Linked DNA regions of Mus musculus: all the other regions are linked to region 3. The links are chromatin loops, found by intact Hi-C in ENCODE. Cell type or tissue: heart. All regions are shown on one strand.

Evidence for each region. Peaks named below come from ENCODE experiments on the same cell type or tissue, not always from the same donor. Only the 100,000 strongest peaks of a DNase experiment are listed, where the experiment ranks them.
Region 1: it touches region 3 in a loop (2.7-fold over the local background); 2 of 42 quality-filtered maps call a loop at or near these places.
Region 2: it touches region 3 in a loop (2.5-fold over the local background); 5 of 42 quality-filtered maps call a loop at or near these places.

Annotation. Positions count from the first base shown.
Region 1 is chr13:74,460,792-74,465,791 of GRCm38, reverse strand. E430024I08Rik (a long non-coding RNA gene) reads left to right here and starts at 2,180. Exons shown (of 8, transcript XR_003950546.1): 1 at 2,180-2,583; 2 at 3,126-3,210. In heart, no CTCF peak of the experiment used is centred here; a DNase peak (open chromatin) is centred at 3,001; H3K4me3 peaks cover 1,501 bases; H3K27ac peaks cover 1,156 bases.
Region 2 is chr13:74,615,460-74,620,459 of GRCm38, reverse strand. Gm46430 (predicted gene, 46430) reads left to right here and starts at 3,139. Exons shown (of 6, transcript NM_001378681.1): 1 at 3,139-3,258. In heart, no CTCF peak of the experiment used is centred here; DNase peaks (open chromatin) are centred at 2,709 and 3,079; H3K4me3 peaks cover 1,572 bases; H3K27ac peaks cover 926 bases.
Region 3 is chr13:74,567,377-74,572,376 of GRCm38, reverse strand. It overlaps the pseudogene Gm20590. Among named protein-coding and RNA genes, the nearest start is that of Gm46430, 47 kb to the left of the region's middle. In heart, a CTCF peak has its summit at 2,191 (motif pointing right); no DNase peak of the experiment used is centred here.

The DNA.
Region 1 (5,000 bases), 110 kb after region 3:
CCGGTAGGCCTGTTGAAAAGCCATGCCTAAGTTATCACTTGGGCTTCTAAATAACTTTTGTTTCTTCAAGCTTTGCTTTGTACTATTTTCCCTCTTAGTGAATATTTCTCAATACCCTTGGGTAGACTGAGTGTGACTTCCCTTGGAAGCTCTGAGGGAATCATCCCCATATTTTGACTCTCCTCAATATAGCCTGGACACAGGATAGAATTAAACTTAGATTACAGGCAGTTTGTCATAAATGTTCATCTGAAGACAGAGACTTTTATTCCATAATATTTACCATAAGTGTCATACTCTAAGTGCCTTAAATGCCTCACTTATTCCTTCAGAACTTCCAAAGGCTTTGTAGGAGTTTTTTTAATTCTCATTTTTGGAAATTTCCATCCTAATCTATATATGAATCCTTCTTTATTAAAACTATTTCTTTCTTTCGATCATTCTAACATTTTATATTTGTTAATATCATAAGATACAATAAGTTTAACAAATAAATTCACATTCTACTATGACAACATTTATTCAGGGGTGGGGAACAAGGTATGTTTATCCCCTCTTTCTAAGTTCTCAATGGCACCACATCTCAAAATTATCATAGTTCAATGAAAGATGTCAGTGAGTTCACTGGGTTTACATACACAAAATTGACAAGGTGTTTCTTATGCGACTATGGATATTCTAAATCAGTCACATTAAAAAGGCCTTCCTCGGGCTGGAGCAATAGCGCAGTTGTTAAGAGCATGCACTGCTCTTCCAGAGGACCTCAGTTCAATTCCCAGTAAGCACATGGTGGCTTGCAACCATCTATAATGGAATCCAACGCCTTCTTCTGGTGTATCTGAGGACAGCTACAGTGTATATTCATGGACATTAAAAAAAAATCTTAAAAAAATGCCTTACTAGCACTTAGTAACTTATACTTGTCTGTTGGGATCTGTGAATATCAAAGTCATTGTATCCTTTGTTAGTATGCCACTTTTGGAGGTATGTGGATGGGAAAACTTTTAGGTTCTTTTGAGGAGCCATTAAATCTGTAAGGTAGAAGTTACTAGAATCAGAACAAAACAAAACATTAAGATGCAAAACGAATACTTTGTAAGTCTGATATTTCTTCTTTGTGTAATAGGGATACTATTGACTCGGTGGGACCATCAAGAATAATGGTGCCTACCATTTGATCTTGAACCATGTGGTTATATTACCTAAAGACCTGGTAAAATTAAATGGTCTATGCTTTATATCATTATCAAAAAAAGACACCAAGCCCCATGATTGCTTACATTTTAAGAGGATTCCCTAGGTGAAATTTAAAACAACAACTGAAGAAATAGTGGTTTTCTGTTGTATGAGAACTGGGCCCCTGAGTAAAGTAAACCTATTTCCCATCAGGGAATTCCGGGTTCTTGCATAGCCCCCTTATGACTTTCTTTGGGGCAGGAAGGAAGATGCTGATAGTATGAAAAAGAGGACTGGGAAGGCAGATGAGAGAAGAGACAGGAGCTGATTTCACATAGCACAGCAAAATCTTTGTGCTAACCCTGAGCCTAACCCTAAACCTGTAACCCTAACCACACTAACCCTAATCTAAACACTCTTTATCTTAATCCTAACCCTCTAATCCCCTAACTCTAACCCTGCATCCTGTAAGGGAGTTTTCTTAATTATTCCTTTTGAAGTGAGAAACCCTTGCTATATCTTGGTCTTTTGAGAGTTTAAGATCCACCTTTAATCCAGGCTACACATTCTTTCTGAAACCTACATACATAAAGGACCTTAAACAGGGAAGTTCTTTCAAATTGTCTACTTCTTTCCCTACATTTTTTAGCAAGGTGTTTTGTTTGTTCATTCATTCATTTTGTTTTGTTTTTAAACTGGCATTAGTAAGTACGTATTTCTTCAGAATTCTGGTAAGTTCTCAAGATCCGCTGAGATATCAAGCAATGTGAACTCAACAAGTCCTTGATTTTTCTTCTTTCCCTTGGCAATGAATGTGCTAAGCCATTATTGGACTAGGAGGACCACTGTCTGTGAGACATTCTATTAATCCCCTTTCTACATACATAAAGAAATTCGTCCTATGAGATGAGGTACGATTATCTGTACTAATACAACTGTGGTTTGTCTCCACCCTGCCACTGAGGAAGATGCGCTGGCTAACAACAGTGCTCTACACTGTTTGTCATCTCTTTCCTGGTTTTCTCCCAAGGTTGTTTCATACCTCTTTGGTGAAAAGGACCTGCATTTCCCCTGGTCCAGCATCAAGCTACAAAACAAAACTCTTGTATCCTAAAATCCTCTTTAGTGTTATTATCCTGGGCATCCTTCCACTGGTGAGCCAGATTGATAACTCCACTCCCAGTTTAGTAAAAGGCTAGCGACCTTGATTTCAGGAAGAAGGGGAAGTGCTGTGAGGAAAGCTCAAGCAAGCCAGGAAGTAGGTCATGGTGAGTGCAGGACCACTGCTACAACGGGAAGGAGCAGGCGGCTGAACAGCCTGAGCTGAAATGCTGTCTCCACTCCCACCGCTCGGAGGATAGACACAAATGCTAATGGAGAGCAAGTCAGACCAGAGATCTGGAAAAGGTCTGACCCAAGACTGGAAGCTCTATTTAACCTTGAGGAGGGGTAAGACTCATTGGGCAATCTAGGGCCCCAGGCGGATCTGCCAGTCAGACAATGAGGAGGGTTCTTCCGGGTGGCTTGCTGCACGTTCGTTTTGGAATGCAGGAGTGAATAGTCCTTTCCGTCCTGCTTTGAGTAATGCTGTTGGGTGCCATTGGGGACCTTAAGCGAGCTCCGAAGTTGAGACATGGTGAGTGCGAGATCACTGCCCACAAAGGGGAGGAGCAGGCGGATGAACAGCCGGAGCTGCAATGGTGGATCCTCCTCAAAGTCGGCCTGGGACCACAGATAGAGGAGGCTCTAGGAGGATAGGCACAAATGCCACCCGAATGCAAACCACTCCCGAGATCTGTAAAAGGACTGGACCGGGACAGGAAGCACACTTTAATCTAGAGGCGGGGTAAGACTCGCTGGCCAATCAAGGATTCCAGGGCGAACTGCCAGTCAGACAATGAGGCGGGGTCTTCCGGATGCCTTGCTGGAAGTTTGTTTTTGCTCTACAGGATTGAACCGTCTCTGTGTCTTGCTTTGAGCGCTGCTGTTGGGTGCTGTGAGTGGACCTCAAGTAAGCTCCGTTTTTGAAACATGGTAAGCGCATGGTTACTGTCTATAATGGGTAGGGGCAGGTGGCTGAGCAGTGGGAGCTGAGGTGGTGTGTCCTCTCTGGGGCTGTATGGGAAGCCTCAGCCAGATGTAACCAGATGTGGCCAATTGTGCGGTCCTTTGTGATGCTCCTCACTTGCTAAAACAGGCGGTGAACTCTGAATAACATCAGTATCAGGGCTGAATCAGCTCAAAACATTAGGATTAGGGGCTTGCTTGTAGAAATTTCACGGGCAGGATGCCAAACTTGGAGAGCCCTAGTTTCTCTTGAATCTTCTATAAGTTTTGCCCCCAGCATTTACCTATTAAGTATAAGATCCATTTGTAGTTAATTTTGTGGAGCTGTTAAAAGGCATCTCATGTGTTGGGTAGCACTCCCATACTAAGCTGAGATGTAGAAGAGTAGAATTGATGATTTAAATGGTTTACCAAGCTTAAGAAATAGTGACAGTAAGTAGCATTTAGCTGATGGAGGACTGTGTCAAAAACACCCCACAGGTTAGTATGCTAAGCAGGCCGGTTAGAGACTAGGATGCTAGGATTCACATGTTTGCTCCCCAGGTTTGTCTACACAGCTGGCTCCAAACTATAACAAAGGAGAGACAACTGTGATGTACAACCAGCCACTTGGCACATGCTCAAAGCAAAAAGCAGGTCTGTAACAAGCTGCTCAATCCATCATTACAGAGTCACAACCAACATTAATGCCTGGTGTGCCTAAAGCTCCCGTTTTCTAATTGAGAAAAGCATAGTTCTGCCACATGGAAAAATTACACTGGTTGACATCCATTTGAGAAGGAAAAACACCTATGTGCTTGCAGACAGGAGCTGAGCATGGCTGTCCTCTGAGAGGCTCTACCAGTAACTGAGACAGATGCAGATACTTACAGCCAACCAATGGACTCCAGTCAGGGACCCTATGGAAGAGTTAGGGGAAGGATTGAAGGAGCTGTATGGTATACCAGTCCCTTAAGAAGACCAATAGTATCATGTAACCTAGACCCCTGGGAGCTCACAGAGACGAAGCCATCAACCAAAGAGAATACATGGGCTGGTCCATGGTCCCAGGAACATATGTAGCAGAGGACTGCATTGTCTGTACCGAATAGGAGACTATACACCTAATCTTGTAGACTTGATTCCCCCGGGAAGAAGAATGAGGAAGGTGAGGAGTGGGTGAGAGGAGTGGAGATGGGGTGATGGGGCAAGGTCTCAAAGGCAAAGGGAAGGGGGAGGAGGGTAAAGAACCTTGGGAGGGAACCAGATCATGGGCCACAGTTAGAATGTAAATAAATAAACAGAGAGAGATGGAGAGACTGAGACTGTTGTATGGAGGGCTACCCTTATCAAGTAATCTTTCCCTAAAGTTCTCATGTATAAAGAGTGATATAACTCCTTCTCAAACCCAGGAACATATTTGCAGAGCCAATAATGGACTGGAGCCTAGGCCTTGGGAGCTTTTTTTGTGGCTACAATGTATTGAGAATTAAATAGATCTCCCTTTCTAAAGCTTGGAAAGTCCTTGGGCGAGATGGTAATTTCCTGGGGCCAAGGCCTTCATGACAATTTATATCCTCAGAACGCAACTTTTTTTTTCTTTTCTTTTTCTTTTTTTTTTTCTTTTTTTTTCTGGTGTTTTGAGACAAGGTTTCTCTGTGTTGCCCTGGCTGTCCTAGAACTCACTCTGTAGACCATACTGGCCTTGAACTCAGAAATCTGCCTGCCTCTACCTCCTGAGTGCTGGGATTAAAGCGTACTCAAACACTGCCCAGGAG
Region 2 (5,000 bases), 48 kb before region 3:
TGTACTGAAGGACACAATCTATTAGTGAGAAGTACTATTTGATAATGAGATAGTATTCTATATTTGGTATATAGCTTTTAGACTTGGCCTCAGTATTTAAGAAGATTGCTCAGTTTTCCTCACCTGTATATAGGCCCTGCCGTGCTGAAGTAACCCACATTCTTGTATGTTATATGGGATATTGAGATACATCCAGTTATGGCAAAGGAAATCTGGAGTGAGAACTCATTATCTAAATAACATTTGACATGATCAAACATAACTTTTGAGGACTGCTGTCCCTTCAGGTGCTAAATAGACTGCATTTAAAGGGGATCATAGTTCATATTCAGCAAAATCAATTTCAGTTCATATTCTGCTAGGCCTGTTGGAAACCCAAGCCTAAGTCATCACTTGGGCTTCTAAATAACCTTTGTTTCTTCAAGCTTTGCTTTGTACTATTTTCCCTCTTAGTGAACATTTCTCAATACCCTTGCTTGGACTGAGTGTGACTTCCCTTGGAAGCTCTGAGGGAATAATCCCTATATTTTGACTCTTCTCAATGTAGACTGGACACAGGATAGAATTAAACTTAGATTACAGGCAGTTTGTTATAAATGTTCATCTGAAGACAGAGACTTTTATTCCATATGTATTTACCATAAGTGTCATACTCTAAGTGCCTTAAATGCCTCACTTATTCCTTCAGAACTTCCAAAGGCTTTGTAGGATTTTTTTTTATTCTCATTTTTGGAAATTTCCATCCTAATCTATATATGAATCCTTCTTTATTAAAACTATTTCGTTCTTTTGATCATTCTAACATTTTATATTTGTTATATCATAAGATACAATAAGTTTAACAAATAAATTCACATTCTAATATGAGAACATTTATTCAGGGGTGGGGAACAAGCTATGTTTATCCCCTCTTTCTAAGTTCTCAGTGGCACCACATGTCAAAATTATCATAGTTCAACAAAAGATGTCAGTGAATTCATTGGGTTTACATACACAAAATTGACAAGCTGTTTCTTATGAGACTGTGGATATTCTAAAAATCAGTCACATTAAAAATGCCTTCCTCGGGCTGGAGCAATGGATCAGAGGTTAAGAGCATGTACTGACTGCTCTTCCAGAGGACCTGAGTTCAATTCCCAGTAAGCACATGGTGGCTTGCAACCATCTGTAATGGAATCCAACGCCCTCTTCTGGTGTGTCTGAAGACAGCTACAGTGTATATTCATGGACATAAAAAAAATAAATCTTAAAAAAAATGCCTTACTAACACTTAGCTTATCCTTGTCTGTTGGGATCTGTGAGTATCAAAGTCTTTGTTTCCTTTGTTAGTATGCCACTTTTGGAAGCATGTGACAGGGAAAACTTTTAGGTTCTTTTGAGGAGCCATTAAATCTGTAAGGTAGAAGTTACTAGAATCAGAACAAAACAAAACATTAAGATGCAAAATGAATGCCTTGTAAGTCTGATATTTCTTCTTTGTGTAATAGGGATACTATTGACTAGGTGGGACCAATGAGAATAATGGTGGCTACCATTTGATCTTGTGCCATGTGGTTATATTACCTAAAGACCTGGTAAAAATAAATGGCCTATGTTTTATGATATCATTATCAAAAAAAAAAAAACACCAAGTCCCATGATTGCTTACATTTTATGAGGATTCCCTAGGTGAAATCTAGAAAAACCGAAGAAGTAGTGGGTTTCAGTTGTATGTGAACTGGGAAGTGAGAAACCCTTGCCATATCTTGGTCTTTTGAGAGTTTAAGATCCACCTTTAATCCAGGCTACAAATTCTTTCCGAAACCGACATACATAAAGGACATTAAACGGGGAAGTTCTTTCAAATTGTCTACTTCTTTCCCTGTATATTTTTAGCAAGACATTTTGTTTGTTCATTCATTCGTTTTGTTTTGTTTTTAAACTGGCATTAGTAAGTACGTATTTCTTCAGAATTCTGTTAAGAACTCAAAATCCGCTGAGATATCAAGGAATGTGAACTCAACAAGTCCTTGATTTTTCTTCTTTCCCTTGGCAATGAATGTGCTCAGCCATTATTGGGCTAGGAGGACCACTGTCTGTGAGACATTCTATTAATCCCCTTTCTACATACATAGAAAAATTCGTCCTATGAGATGAGGTACATTTATCTGTACTAATACAACAGTGGTTTGTCTCCACCCTGCCACTGAGGAAGATGCGCTGGCTAACAATAGTGCTCTACACTGTTTGTCATCTCTTTCCTGCTTTTCTCCCAAGGTTGTTTCATACATTTTGGTGAAAAGGACCTGCAGTTTCCCTGAAGCCAGCATCAAGCTACAAAACAAAACTCTTGTATCCTAAAATCCTCTTTAGTGTTATTATCCTGGGCATCCTTCCACTGGTGAGCCAGATTGATAACTCCACTCTCAGTTCAGTAAAAGGCTAGCCACCTTGATTTCAGGAAGAAGGGGAAGTGCTCTGAGGAAAGCTCAAGCAAGCCAGGAAGTAGGTCATAGTGAGTGCAGGACCACTGCCACAAAGGGAAGGAGCAGGCGGCTGAACAGCCTGAGCTGAAATGCTGTGTCCTCTCCCACCGCTTGGAGGATAGACTCAAATACTAATGGAGTGCAAGTCAAAGCAGAGATCTGGAAAAGGCCTGACCCAAGACTGGAAGCTCTATTTAACCTAGAGAAGGGGTAAGACTCACTGGCCAATCAAGGCCCCCAGACGGACCTGCCAGTCAGACAATGAGGAGGGTTCTTCCGGGTGGCTTCCTGCACGTTTGTTTTGGAGTGCAGGCGTGAATAGTCCTTTCTGTCCTGCTTTGAGTACTGCTGTTGGGTGCCTTGGGGGGACCTTAAGGGAGCTCGGAAGTTGAGACGTGGTGAGTGCGAGATCACTGCCCACAAAGGGGAGGAGCAGGCGGATGAACAGCCAGAGCTGCAATGGTGGATCCTCCTCCAGGGCTGCATGGGACGACAGATAGATGAGGCTCTAGGACGGGCACAAATGCTACCCGAATGCAAACCACTCCGGAGATCTGTAAAAGGACTGGCCCCGGACAGGAAGCACACTTTAAACTAGAGGCGGGGTAAGACTCGTGGGCCAATCAAGGCTTCCGAACAGAACTGCCATTCTGGCAATGAGGCGGGGTCTTCCGGTTGCCTGCTGGAAGTTTGTTTTTGCTCTGCAGGATTGAAGGGTTCTCCCTATGCTGCTTTGAGCGCTGCTATTGGGTGCCTTGAGGGGACCTCAAGTAAGCTCCATTTTTGAAACATGGTAAGCACATGGTTACTGTCTATAACGGGTAGAGACAGGTGGCTGAGCAGTGGGAGCTGAGATGGTGGGTCCTCTCTGGGGCTGGATGGGAAGCCTCAACCAGATGTAACCAGATGTGGCCAATTGTGCGGTCCTTTGTGATGCTCCTCACTTGCTAAAACAGGCGGTGAACTCTGAATAACATCAGTATCAGGGCTGAATCTGCTCAAAACATTAGGATTAGGGGCTTGCTTGTAGAAATATCACGGGCAGGATGCCAAACTTGGAGAGCTCTAGTTTCTCTTGAATCTTCTATAAGTTTTGCCCCTAGCATTTACCTATTAAGTATAAGATCCATTTATAGTTAATTTTGTGGAGCTGTTAAAAGGCATCTCATGTGCTGGGTAGCACTCCGATATTAAGCTGAGATGTAGAAGAGTAGAATTGATGATGTAAAGGGTTTACCAAGCTTAGGAAATAGTGACAGTAAGTAGCATTTAGCTGATAGAAAACTGTGTCAAAAACACCCCACAGGTTAGTATGCTAAGCAGGCCGGTTAGAGACTCAAGTTTACTCTTCTGACTGACTGATTATTTCTTCAAGACTAATAGGTTATTTCTCTGCCATTGAAATAAGCCAGTTCATCCCAGATTAGATTAGATTAGATCAGATTAGATTAGATTAGATGTAGGTTTTTTTGGGTGAAGTCCCTGAGGGAGGGGTGGCTTGAGGGGGAAGGAAAGACATTAGGTTGTGTGCACAGAGAGGAAAGGGAAGGAAAAGGGCAAGAGGAGACCACAATGTCTGGATTATATAGGAAAGAGCCTCTGGGAGAAGGCAGCCCAGCCTCTGGTCTGGAAAGTTCAGGGTAGGGGACAGGTTTTGCCAGCTAGGGACTGAGAAAACCTGGAGGCCAGGTCTGCTTTGATATGTAAAATACACACCTCAGTGCCTTGTCTAGAACATTGACCTCTTGATCTGGTTCACCCCACTACACTGTACCCTCTTCTCTCTACGTATTAGCTTCAGTCATCCCCACTCCGAAATTTCCCAAATGTCTCTATGTCTTGCTATGTTCTCCTTTTTATCTATAATAAAATTTCTACTACACCATAACTAGGAGAAGCCATTTCTTTTCATTTCTTTTTTTTTTTTCACTCACCTTCCATTGACCACTTCTTGCTTTCAAATTAATGCCACGTTTTGCTTTAGTTGTTGTTACTGTTAGATTTGACTGAAGTTTAGCTATAGTACTAAAAAAAAAAAAAAAAACAAACAAACAAGATGCAAAACAAAAGGCAATCTCATACTGAGTCTGGACAAGGCAACGCAATAGGAAGAAAAGAGTTGCAAGAGCAGTTGAGGAAGTCAGAGCTACATCTTTTCTCACTGTGAGGATTCCCACACAAACACCAAGCTAACAGCCATAACATACCAGCAGAGGACTTGGTAGACAACCATGTATGCCCCATTTTTGTCATTTTGGTCTATGTGAAATTTTTGGCCATCCAAGTTGTGTAAGACTTGAGTTTCCTCTCCTGGTATGGGTTCACGTTAAAGCAACTAATGATTCCTGACTCCAAAGAGTTGGATGCCTCATGCCCCTGCACATCTTGCAGGCAGGACAGATTTTACATGGAGGGTTTTTAGGTGGGTTGATGTCCAGGATTCTCTTCCTATAGCCTGGAGAGTGTCTTTTCATCCCAAGAGAGCAGAACACTGGAGTGCAGTCTCCAAGCCTGCAAGCATGTCTGTATTCTGTG
Region 3 (5,000 bases):
CTAACAGTTCCTACCTCCTGTTAAGCTTCACTGCTGAACGTACGTGAATTAGCGCTCAGGTTAAACGCTGTTTCAATTTAACCCATACCAACCTTCTCCAGTATGAATTTCCTTTAATTATTTTCTTCTTCTTTCATGGAGCTCCAAACCAGCAGTGCTTCTTGCAAATGTCCTCTGCCGTTTCTCAGTCCCGAGTTGGTTCGCCAAATGTTGTGTCCGGCCAGCGGATCACAGGTCTGGGTTCTAGTCTGGAAAGGCATCTTAGAAACCTGGAAAAGAAGAGGGGCTACGCGGCATGAGATAAAGACGGAACCAAGACAAGGATCTGCTCAAGGTTCAATTTTACTATTTCGACACTCCGTTATGAAGGAGGGGGAGGGGCCCTATTCCTGCAAAATATTCTTGGAGTAAGGTTGCAGGTGAACACATGATGGCTTCAGAACAGCAAAGTGGCAAGCTCTAGCAGAGGCGTGGCAGAACGATTGAGTGGCAAGCTCCACCCCTGAGCAAGCAGGTTTCAGGCTGGGGGAGGGGAGGCTACAAGGAAGTCTGTAAGAAGACCATCAGAGTCAACTAATCTGGACAGTAGGAGACTCTCAGAGACTAAGCCCCCAACCGAAGAGGATACACAGGATGGACTGAGGCCCCCACCATATATGTAGTCCATGTGCTACTCAGTCTTCTCTCCCAACAACTGGATTGGGGGATGTCCCTTAAGGTGTCGCCTGTCTGTGCAAACTGTTCCCCTAACTTGGCTGCCTTGTCTGACCTCAGTAGGAGGGGATGTGCCTAACCCTGCAGAAACTTTTAAATTTTGCCCTACTCAATATCTCAGGGCATAAGCAGAAAAGAAAGATTTTTGGCCAAAATATCACCCAAATGACTTCTAGGTAAACTTTTCACAGAGTCTATTTTCCACTGAAATAGTGTGACCCCAGCTTACTCTGGCTGCATTTACTGTCAACACTCCAGTCTTCCAGATCCTATGAGAACAACCGTTAAGCTCCATATACTTTTGCCATCTTATATTCTGGTATTTTCCATATCTCTTCAAAAGGGAACATAGATTCTGTCGAGCTGCAAAATCATCTTTTGATACCATTGTTGTTGTTGTTGTTCTACCTTGCTACTCTGTTGCTCTGATCGAATCCTCTGAGCAAAAGCATCTCAGGTAATAAATGGGGTGTTGTACATGGTTCTGTCCAATCACAGACCATCATTTGGGAAGCTTAGATTACAACCTGAAGCTACAAACTGAAGGCAAAAAACATGGACAAACATTGTCTCATGGCTTGCTTTCTTGCTTGGTCACTGTCTCCTGCTCAGCTAGCTCTCACATCCAGCCAAGGCTCACTTGCTTAGGAACATTGCCACCGTCAGTGCAAGAGCCTTCCCACATCAGCCATCAACACTATCTCTCATAGATGTAGAAACCAGTCATCTGGTAAAGGCACAGCCTCAATTGAGGCTCCTTCAGATGACTGTAGCTCTGAAGTGTTGAGAACTGAAGACAATTATGATACAGAGATAATATTGAATGAGGATGTTGTACAAACCCCAAACCAACACTCTAACCATATAAATTACTGGAGATCCTAGCACCGCATGAGGGAGTTGGAGTTGAGGCTGAGCCAGGACAAAACAGTAAGTGGGCCTGGCTCAGAGCAGGGAAAGATACACTGGACTAGGAGTTCAAAGGCTGTGCTGCCCTGCGGTGAGCTGTCTTTAACCCTGTGTTCCCAGGCCAGTGCTATCAAAGCTAAACAGCCAGAAGGTGAACAGCGGAGCAGGTTGCCAAACAGACATGTAAATAAGGCTGCTGGTCCAAGGAAGATATGCTAATTTTGTTGGAATGGATGAAGAACAACCTTCCATCTACGGACAGCTCCAATTTCAAAACAACAGAGCCACATATGGATTGGGAACAAGGTTGATCAGGAGGGGAAATAAATAGGGTCTTTGTCCATTCCACACTGTAAAAAAAGAAAGGGGGGTGGGGTAGAAACAGCCTGATTTGGGCCTGGATGCTGTTTCGAAGAACTCTCTGTCATGGGTAATATAGTGGGTCTCAGTCCTGTTGTTAAGAAGGATTTAACCCAAGATTGGGTGTGGGGGTGCTGATAACTAACTTGATTGGGATGGAAACAGTCTTATTACCTCTCAGTCACAGAATACTAAAGTGCCACCCACATAATACATGGCCACAAGGGGGCGGGATACCCAGCAGATTCCTCGCCTCTTATAGAGGAGAAAATGAAGACAGGATGACAGCTGTGAGCCATGTAGCAGGGTTCCAAGTCTGCTCTAACCTTCCCAGAAAATAAGACCAGGGGCACACTGTTCCCTATACCAGGCTCTGGAATGTCTTCCAAGCACCTGGGGCTACGACTCTCCAGTTCATGCATTGTAGCAGGCAGGGTTCCACCTTTGCTTTAGTCATCTCCCTCCACGAATACTCAAGAAAAACCTGAACACCAAGGCACACAAACACAAATCTACAGACAAGGCACTGACACAAAGAACAACACTGACACATATCCTTAACAAGCAGCATTTCAACCCTTCACTTGGAAGCATTGGGGTTTCAGTCAACACATCAAGATGTTATGGCCGAGTCACAGGAACCTCAAAGACAACCAAGGAACCTATTTCAATGCAAAGACACAAAGTTCTTTCTTATGAATACAGTAACAAGGACTCTCACCAGTCAACTTCACATCTAGTCCAAATCAAGGAATCGAGTCTAGGGTCCTGTGTATGTATTGCAGTTACTGCAAGATTGGGGAATTTCCAGGCAAGTCAGCTACTTAATATTTCAAAAACTGTATGTCTGGCATATCTGCAGGAACCAAACAAGGGGGCAAAACCATCTGAAAACCTTGATGGATAAGCTAATTTTTTTTCTGTAGGATGTCTTAGTTATCTATATGTAGCTTGACCCTGCTGTTACACTAGACTGGCTGTTGGTAAGTGTGGGTTGTCATAGGATGTTTGCTCAAGTGGACTTTGTGCACTCTCAGAAATGGAGTTGGTTGGGCTTTACAAACTCATCTTTGTATCTGAGCCTTTTATTATTGAGAACTACTCCTCTTCAACCACAGGTCATGCCTGCAAATAGACTAGGTACTCTATCCAAAGACCTTCCCCACTACCTGTTGCTGTAGATCCTAATATCAGTTGCCCTTACCACTGGAACAGAATATCAGTGGAGATTTCCTCTCCCTCTGTGCATGCCTCCTATGGATACCACACATACTCCTTCCTTTCCTGCCTCATTCCTGTGGCACACGCCCCACTTGGGCAGACACTCCCTGTTCAACTACATGCCACACCTGCCAGGAGACAAGGTAGGCTTTCCATAGATCTACCTACCACACTATTTGTTATTCCAGATGCAATTTTCACAGTTGCCCCTAGCATTGTACTAAACACCAGAGGCAGCCTAACCTTTCTCCCATGTCTCCTTATGGATTGCTAAGATCATCTCTTCCTGACTGCCTCTTCTCCCAACTTCCAACATTAGCAAGCATTCTCTCTTGATCATACCCACTGTACTGGCTAGTTTTGTGTCAACTTGACACAGCTGGGGTTATCACAGAGAAAGGAGCTTCAGTTGAGGAAATGCCTCCATGAGATCCAACTCTAAGGCATTTTCTCAATTAGTGATCAAGGGGGAAAGGCCCCTTGTGGGTGGGACCATCTCTGGGCTGGTAGTCTTGGGTTCTATAAGAGAGTAGGCTGAGCAAGCCAGAGGAGGCAAGCCAGTAAAGAACATCCCTCCATGGCCTCTGCATCGGCTCCTGCTTTCTGACCTGCTTGAGTTCCAGTCCTGACTTCCTTGGTGATGAACAGCAGTATGGAAGTGTAAGCCGAATAAACCCTTTCCTCCCCAGCTTGCTTCTTGGTCATGATGTTTGTGCAGGAATAGAAACCCTGGCTAAGACACCCACCAAACAGTTCAGTAGAAGAGGCAACACTCAGCCAAATCTCTCTGCAAATCCAGACATCAAACAGTAGCCCAGGAACAAAACTCCCTCCCAAACAAGAAACCCCCAGAAACAAGTACCTACATCAATAATTACCCCAAATCTAGAGGCCTAGGCACCAGCATAGGAACATAATTACAGGTAGAAAAACACGTCACCAACAGAGCCAAGTGATCAATTACAACAGGTTCTGAGAAGATAAAGCATGGAGCAGATCTGATGCAAAAGAAGCATCAGACATCTGGAAACAGGGAAATCTGGAAACAGGAATATCTGGAAGGTGCATAATGAATATACACAGAATAACTTTTGGGTATGAACTTACAGGCAATTTTTTAAGGCTTAAAGATTTTCTCTCTTGTTTCTCAATCTGTAATCTTTCTCTGTCTCTCCTTGGCTCACAGTTTGAGGCTGAACACACTGTATTTTCCTGCGCACTCTCCTTTTCTCCTGTGAATGTTTTTGAACTCTCACATTCCTACACACCTCTGTGTGTTGCCCTTTCATACACACACACACACACACACACACACATCTCACACACACCACATGTATTCTCCTTTCACTCACCCACTCACTCTCCATACACACCTCACATTTTCTCTTCACTCACTCTTCACACTTTCATCTCACTCGATCTCTACATTTACCTCACATGTTCTCTTGCCTTTTTCTTGTCCCAGTCGTTTATTGATACTCCAAAAACTGGTAGAAAAAAAACTATTATATATTCATTGTCAAATCAAATTTGAAAGAATAACCACATCCCACAGAAAATCAAAATTTACAATTGTTCCCCAAAGTTTCAAGCTTTCCCTATTCCCACGCATGTAGCCAAAATAATAATAATAAACTTATCATTATTTAAACTTTAACTTTTGACTTATTATATGTCAGAGCTCAGAGGCCAGCTTCTTTGATTTTTTTTTTTTTGAAACTCCTAGGATAAAAGACAAGGGCAAAGCTGCCAGGCAGTGGCCAGAAAGAATCAAGTTAACCCTTAACTCAGTAGTC